2 separate regions of the Homo sapiens genome follow, and region 1 is linked to region 2. Evidence: read pairs that join two places in POLR2A ChIA-PET (ENCODE). Cell type or tissue: endothelial cell of umbilical vein. All regions are shown on one strand. Links, peaks and the distances in the headings refer to the core of each region. The heading gives the core; the rest is flanking DNA.

Region 1 (4,008 bases), core at 952-3,451, 180 kb before region 2:
CTCACTCTGTCACCCAAGCTGGAATGCAATGGTGCGGTCTTGGCTCACTGCAACCTCTGCCTCCGGGTGCAAGCAATTCTCCTGCCTCAGCCTCCTGAGTAGCTGGGATTGCAGGCGCCTGCCACCATGCCCGGCTAATCCTTGTATTTCTTAGTAGAGACAGGGTTTCATCATTTTGGCCAGGCTGGTCTTGAACTCTTGACCTCATTATCCAACCGCCTCAGCTTCCCAAAGTGCTGGGATTATAGGCATGAACCACCACGTGCCACCTGCCCCCCCCCCCTTTTTTTTTTTTTTTTGAGAGGGTCTCTGTCACCCAGGCTGGAGTACAGTGGCCCAATCTTAGGTCACTGCAACTTCCACCTCCCAGGCTCAAGCGATTCTCCTGCCTTAGCCTCCCAAGTAGCTGAGATTGTAGGCATACGCCACTACTGAGTGCCTGTTATATTTTTAGTAGAGATGGTTTCACCGTATTGGCCAGGCTGGTCTTGAATACCCGACCTCAAACGATCCACCTGCCTTGGCCTCCCAAAGTGCTGGGATTACAGGCGTGAGCCACTGTACCCGGCCTGCTAGCATTTTACTGTTATCCTCCATCTACTGACCTACCTTATTCTACTTGGAAATGCATCAAAAGCCACTTAAGCTCCTAGGTGACTCTAATACGCAGCCAGGCTTGCAAACCTCTGAAGCAGAGGCTCATACGTTAGGGTGGCATTAAGGGACAAAGTAGAAACTTTTCAAAGATGACATCGATGCCACTTCACCTCCTCCAGCAGCTGCCTTGTGGGAAGAGAAAGATCAACACACAGATCAGTAGGGTAGCAAAAGGGAAAAGCATCTAATATTGATGAGATGGCCTGAAGCTCTCAGTGGTGGGCCCTGCTTCAATGGGGCTGGGGATAAAGGAGGGCAGATTTGGGAAAAGAGTCCTGGCCCTCGGATCAGTGACCGATAGCTCCTTAGGGGAGAGGATCCTGGTTGTGGGAGGAAGTCAAGATTGACCTCAGGTGTGGCCATTTGGGAAGAAGATGGGGAGAAGTTTTCACAGAGGTGGTAGCAGTCAGCATGGGTATGGACTGAGGTGGTTTCTCAATCTCTGGGTGTGGAGGGGTAACTAAGACCAGAGAACAGTGCTGTTTAATGGAAGATAGTCTGAGCCCTTGGAGGGCTCCCCTTCAAAGGTAGGATTGATGATGCCTCAGTAGACTATGTCCCATGGCACAAAGAAGGAACAACCCTATTTCAGAGCAATAGGGTGGCTGGGCACGGTGGTTCACATCTGTAATCCCAGCACCTTGGGAGGCCGAGGTGGGAGGATCAGAGTTCAGGTGTTTAAGGCTGCAGTGAGCTATGATGGTGCTATTGCCCTCAACAGAGCAAGACCCTGTGTACTTTTTTTTTTTTTTTTTTTGGACAGAGTCTCGCTCTGTCACCCAGGCTGGAATGCAATGGCATGATCTCGGTTCACTGCAACCTCCACCTCCTTATTCAAGCCATTCTCCTGCCTCAGCCTCCCTAATAGTTGGAATTATAGGCACTCAATCACCATGCCTGGCTAATTTTTGAATATTTAGTAGAGATGGGGTTTCACTATGTTGGTCAGGCTGGTCTTAAACTCCTGACCTCAGGTGATCCACCTGCCTCAGCAAGTGCTGGGATTACAGGCGTGAGCTATCACACTCCCCTCTTTTTTTTTTTTTTTTTTGGGGGAAATGGAGTGTCACTCTTGTTGCCCAGGCTAGAGTGCAATGGCGTAATCTCAGCTCACTGCAACTTCCCATCTCCCAGGTTCAAGCAATTCTTCCATTCCAGCCTCCCAAGTAGCTGGGATTATAGGCACCTGCCACCATGCCCAGCTAATTTCTGTATTTTTTTTTTTTTTTTAGTAGAGATGGGGTTTCACCATGTTGGCCAGGCTGGTCTCAAACTCCTGACCTCAGGTGATCCACTGACCTCAGCCTCCCAAAGTGCTGGGATTACAGGCATGAGCCACCACGCCCAGCCTAGACCCTGCTTCTAAAAGGCCGCTATAGGGGAACTGCCCTGGGATCTTAGACTCCAGTTAGCACCAGAAAAACATACTAGGAAGAAGCTAAGGATGAAAGTACATTTCCTTTGTGGAATAGACAACAGGGCCTTGGAAGCTTCTTACTTGCAGGGCAGGTGGCTAAGATGGGCAGCTGGACAACTGCTAAACTGGCTTGTTTCTAAAAGTCTGAATTTACATGGTTTCAAGTTTCTCTGCTGGTGTACTCGGCCACTAGGTGGTGACTGAGGCTTGTGGCTCTGAGGCTTCTGCTGCAAGGTGGCAGAATTGCCATGCTCTGCCCGAGGTTGAGCAGGGAGGAATTTTAGCCCTGCCTGAAATATGAAGGGAAACTGACCTGGGGACGGGCCAAGGCTAGACTGAGCCCTGGCTCTGTCAGAATGGCCCCTAGCCCCAGCAGCAGGATGGAATGTCAGTCTAAAATGAGAAGGCTTGGCCAGGTACGGTGGCTCATGCCAATAATCCCAGCACTTTGTGAGGCCAAGGCAGGTGGATCACTTGAGGCCAGGAGTTCAAGACAAGCCTGGCCAACATGGGGAAACCCCATCTCTACTACAAATACAAAAACTAGCCTGGTGTGGTGGTGGGTACCCATAATCCCATCTACTTGGGAGGCTGAGGCAAGAGAATCGCTTAAACCTCGGAGGTAGTGGCTACAGTGTACTCCAGCCTGGACTAGAGACAGACTCCGTCTCAGAAAAAAAAAAAAAAAAAAGGGTAGGGGGGCAGTGCTTACAGGGTAGTTGACTATTCCCTGGGTGGGGGGGGTCCTTCAGCTCCCAGCAGGAGCTCATATTGGGTTCATTCCCTCGTACTTGTCTAACGAGGGTGGGTAAACGTTTCCCAGAGGCCAGGACTGTCAGGGTATCAGCCTGGTGAGTCTTCTGGTCGTCATATCCCTTACAGGTGAAGGGAGACTGACGTAGGCTTGACTAATAGCAGAGGTATGTGCAAGGAAGAAAAGCCCAGGGAAGCTTGCCCAAAGAGTGAGCCATCAAACTCAAGTCTGGCCGGGCGCAGTGGCTCACGCCTGTAATCCCAGCACTTTGGGAGGCCAAGGCAGGTGGATCACAAGGTCAGGAGTTCAAGACCAGCCTGGCCAAGATGGTGAAACCCTGTCTCTACTAAAAATACAAAAAAATTAGCGAGGCATTATGGCAAGTGCCTGTAATCCCAGCTACTTGGGAGGCTGAGGCAGGAGAATTGCTTGAACCTAGGAGGCAGAGGTTGCAGTGAGCTGAGATCGTGCCATTGCACTCCAGCCTAGGCAACAGCAAGACTCCACCTCAAAAAAAAAAAACAAAAAAAAAACCTCTTAAGTCTGAAATGGAAACTCCACAGAAGCAAGTCCAAAAGGCTTCTTTATGTGCCCAAGGACCTCAGGTCCCAGAAACAACTTGGTCTTGCCTTAGCTGGCAATACAGTGACTACATCCCTGAAGAAAAGTAGCTTGTCAACTAGTCAAGTGGCAGGTGGCAGCGTCAGAAACCCAGCTAAGCTGCTAGCTATTAAGGTGTCTACCACTCACCTCGGTCACCTGGGGATGGGCGCGGGTTTAGCAATGCTGAGTTAAGCCCAGGACTGGCCAGGCACGGATAGCTGGCACCTGTAATCCCAGTACTTTGGGAGGCTGAGGCGGACAGATCACTTGAGCCCAGGAGTTTGAGGCCAGCTTGGGCAACATGGCAAAACCTCATCTCTGCAAAAAATCCAAAATTAGCCAGGTGTAGTGGCTTGTACCCGTAATTCCAGCTGCTCATGAGGCTGAGGTGGGAGGATCCCTTGAGCCCAGGAGGTCAAGGCTATAGTGAGGCATCATCATACCACTGTACTCCAGCCTGGGTGACAGGCCCTGTCTCAGAAGCCCAGGGTCAAGCATGTTCAATGATTGGGTAAGTTTGGAAAAGATCAGGGGAATAAGTGGTGGATTCCAGTCTAAAACTAGTTGCTACTTGCTC
Region 2 (3,817 bases), core at 1,308-3,807:
AAAAACAAAAAAAAAAAAAAAAAGAGGGGAGTGTGATAGCTCATGCCTGTAATCCCAGCACTTGCTGAGGCAGGTGGATCACCTGAGGTCAGGAGTTTAAGACCAGCCTGACCAACATAGTGAAACCCCATCTCTACTAAATATTCAAAAATTAGCCAGGCGTGGTGATTGAGTGCCTATAATTCCAACTATTAGGGAGGCTGAGGCAGGAGAATGGCTTGAATAAGGAGGTGGAGGTTGCAGTGAACCGAGATCATGCCATTGCATTCCAGCCTGGGTGACAGAGCGAGACTCTGTCCAAAAAAAAAAAAAAAAAAAAAAAGTACACAGGGTCTTGCTCTGTTGAGGGCAATAGCACCATCATAGCTCACTGCAGCCTTAAACACCTGAACTCTGATCCTCCCACCTCGGCCTCCCAAGGTGCTGGGATTACAGATGTGAACCACCGTGCCCAGCCACCCTATTGCTCTGAAATAGGGTTGTTCCTTCTTTGTGCCATGGGACATAGTCTACTGAGGCATCATCAATCCTACCTTTGAAGGGGGGCCCTCCAAGGGCTCAGACTATCTTCCATTAAACAGCACTGTTCTCTGGTCTTAGTTACCCCTCAACCCCCAGAGATTGAGAAACCACCTCAGTCCATACCCATGCTGACCGCTACCACCTCTGTGAAAACTTCTCTCCATCTTCTTCCCAAATGGCCACACCTGAGGTCAATCTTGACTTCCTCCCACAACCAGGATCCTCTCCCCTAAGGAGCTATCGGTCACTGATCCGAGGGCCAGGACTCTTTTCCCAAATCTGCCCTCCTTTATCCCCAGCCCCACTGAAGCAGGGCCCACCACTGAGAGCTTCAGGCCATCTCATCAATATTAGATGCTTTTCCCTTTTGCTACCCTACTGATCTGTGTGTTGATCTTTCTCTTCCCACAAGGCAGCTGCTGGAGGAGGTGAAGTGGCATCGATGTCATCTTTGAAAAGTTTCTACTTTGTCCCTTAATGCCACCCTGACGTATGAGCCTCTGCTTCAGAGGTTTGCAAGCCTGGCTGCGTATTAGAGTCACCTAGGAGCTTAAGTGGCTTTTGATGCATTTCCAAGTAGAATAAGGTAGGTCAGTAGATGGAGGATAACAGTAAAATGCTAGCAGGCCGGGTACAGTGGCTCACGCCTGTAATCCCAGCACTTTGGGAGGCCAAGGCAGGTGGATCGTTTGAGGTCGGGTATTCAAGACCAGCCTGGCCAATATGGTGAAACCATCTCTACTAAAAATATAACAGGCACTCAGTAGTGGCGTATGCCTACAATCTCAGCTACTTGGGAGGCTAAGGCAGGAGAATCGCTTGAGCCTGGGAGGTGGAAGTTGCAGTGACCTAAGATTGGGCCACTGTACTCCAGCCTGGGTGACAGAGACCCTCTCAAAAAAAAAAAAAAAAAAAAAAAAAAAAAAAAAAAAAAAAAAAAAGGGGGCGGGGGGCGCGTGGTGGTTCATGCCTATAATCCCAGCACTTTGGGAAGCTGAGGCGGTTGGATAATGAGGTCAAGAGTTCAAGACCAGCCTGGCCAAAATGATGAATCCCTGTCTCTACTAAGAAATACAAGGATTAGCCGGGCATGGTGGCAGGCGCCTACAATCCCAGCTACTCAGGAGGCTGAGGCAGAATTGCTTGCACCCGGAGGCAGAGGTTGCAGTGAGCCAAGACCGCACCATTGCATTCCAGCTTGGGTGACAGAGTGAGACTGTCTCAAAAAAAAAAAAAAAATGCTGGTGGTAGAACCTAGATGGTGTGCACACTGAAGTTCATGGAGTTTTACAGCAAACACCTATGAAGATTTAGTTAATGTTACAAAATGTGACACCATGCCCTACCCCAATAGAGTGAAGGTATGAGACTCTCTACAATCAGTATTTTTACAACCTCTCCAGATGATTAGTATAGAGCCAGCACTGGAAACCCCTACTTTAATCACTTCCTAACCACCTATTCTAAGCTCACCGCCTCACCTCTCATCTCAGTGAGCTTGTTTAAAAGCTACTTGAGGCTGGGCATGGTGGCTCACGCCTGTAATTCCAGCACTTTGGGAGACCGAGGCAGGCGGATCACCTGAGGTCAGGAGTTTGGGACCAGCCTGGACAACATGGTAAAACCTTGTCTCTACTAGAAATACAAAAAAATTAGCCAGGCATGGTGGCGGGTACCTGTACTCCCAGCTACTTGGGAGACTGAGGCAGGAGAATCACTTGCACCTGGGAACCTGGAGTGGCTGGGACTACAGGTGCCCACCATCATGCCCAGCTAATTTTTTGTATTTTTAGTAGAGGGGGTTTCACCGTGTTAACCAGGATGGTCTCAATCTCCTGACCTCGTGATCTGCCCGCCTCAGCCTCCCAAAGTGCTGGGATTATGGGCACGAGCCACCGCACCAGGCAATTTACTTCTAACCACTTACCAGTACTTCCCGGCTAGATGTTGGTCCTTGCACCTGCACTTCCTACTGCATCCCTCCCCCACCTCAGCCATTAGGCAGTTCCCATCTTCATTCCTTCCTTCTCCTTCCCTCTTAGTGTCAATTTGAGTTTTCTAGTTTAGGTTCTCAAGGGGAGGACCCAGACTGGCAGAACCAACACTTAAGAATGCAGATTCTAGGCTTCACTAGACCACCTGAATCAAACCCTGGGTTGGGGCCCAGTCATCAATTTCAACAAGCCCTCCAGCTGAGGATGATGCCTTCAGAATCACTAGCCTAACCTATGACCAAGTTCAAGAAGCCACCCTGGCTACGAAGTTCACACTGGTTTTCTTTGCCCCTGCAGAAAGCCTCCAGGAAGGCTAACACCTGCCTTTTTTTTTTTTTTTGGAGATGGAGTCTCACTGTCACTCAGGCTGGAGGTGCAGTGGCACAATCTCTGCTCACTGCAACCTCTGCCTCCCAGGTTCAAGCTATTCTCCTGCTTCAGCCTCCCAGGTAGCTGGGATTACAGGTACCCAACCACCACACTCAGCTAATTTTTTTTGTATATTTAGTAGAGTCGGGGTTTTACTATGTTGGCCAGGCTGGTCTTGAACTCCTGACCTCAAGTGATCCACCCCCCTCGGCCTCCCAAAGTATTGGGATTACAAGCATGAGCCACCGTGCCCGGCCTCTACCTCTTAAGGCTTCATATTGTTCATCCTTCTGCTTGAAGGCCTCGCTAAAGCTCATGGCTTTACTTGTAAGTTTGAGTTACTGGGACACAGCTCTAAGTCATTTGCTTAGGGGTGGAGCTAGTGAGTGACCCCATTCAGTAGGATATGAAGGTTGCAAGTTCAGCCTTCTTTCAGGCTGTTAAAGCTCTTACCATGTTTCTGGAGTCATTAGCAAAGTGGAAGACATCCACTGTGAACTGGAGTGTATCTGGCCCGGGTCGAGGAACTTTGAATGCAGAAGAGGCATCAGTGAGACCGTCGACAAGACAGCTTGGAAGAAAACAGAACGGTATTAAAGCCAGACAGGTGGGCCGGGCACCGTGGCTCACGCCCATAATCCCAGCACTTTGGGAGGCCAAGGTGGGTGGATCACTTGAGGTCAGGAGTTCGAGACTAGCCTGGCAAACATGGTGAAACCTTGTCTCTACTAAAAATACAAAAATTAGCCAGGCATGGTGATGGGCACCTGTAATCTCAGCTACTTGGGGGGCTGAGGCAGGAGAATCACTTAAACCTGGGAGGCAGAGGTTGCAGAGGGCAGAGATCAAGCCTCTGTATTCCAGCCTGGGTTACAGAGTGACACTGTCTCAAAAAGCCAAACAGGTGGCTTTAGGGTCATTTTGCTAGGAAG

What was found. Peaks named below come from ENCODE experiments on the same cell type or tissue, not always from the same donor. Only the 100,000 strongest peaks of a DNase experiment are listed, where the experiment ranks them.
Region 1: POLR2A ChIA-PET joins it to region 2 with 12 read pairs; 3 of 35 experiments call an interaction of 5 or more read pairs at or near these places.

Annotation. Positions count from the first base shown.
Region 1 is chr7:76,612,265-76,616,272 of GRCh38, reverse strand. All of the region lies in intron 4 of POMZP3 (POM121 and ZP3 fusion), which reads left to right. The region is part of intron 2 of LINC03009 (long intergenic non-protein coding RNA 3009); the gene reads right to left. Among named protein-coding and RNA genes, the nearest start is that of POMZP3, 13 kb to the left of the region's middle. In endothelial cell of umbilical vein, for the core only: no CTCF peak of the experiment used is centred there; a DNase peak (open chromatin) is centred at 2,276.
Region 2 is chr7:76,433,677-76,437,493 of GRCh38, reverse strand. It overlaps ZP3 (zona pellucida glycoprotein 3), which reads right to left. Exons shown (of 8, transcript NM_001110354.2): 5 at 3,339-3,456. Among named protein-coding and RNA genes, the nearest start is that of ZP3, 11 kb to the right of the region's middle. In endothelial cell of umbilical vein, for the core only: no CTCF peak of the experiment used is centred there; no DNase peak of the experiment used is centred there.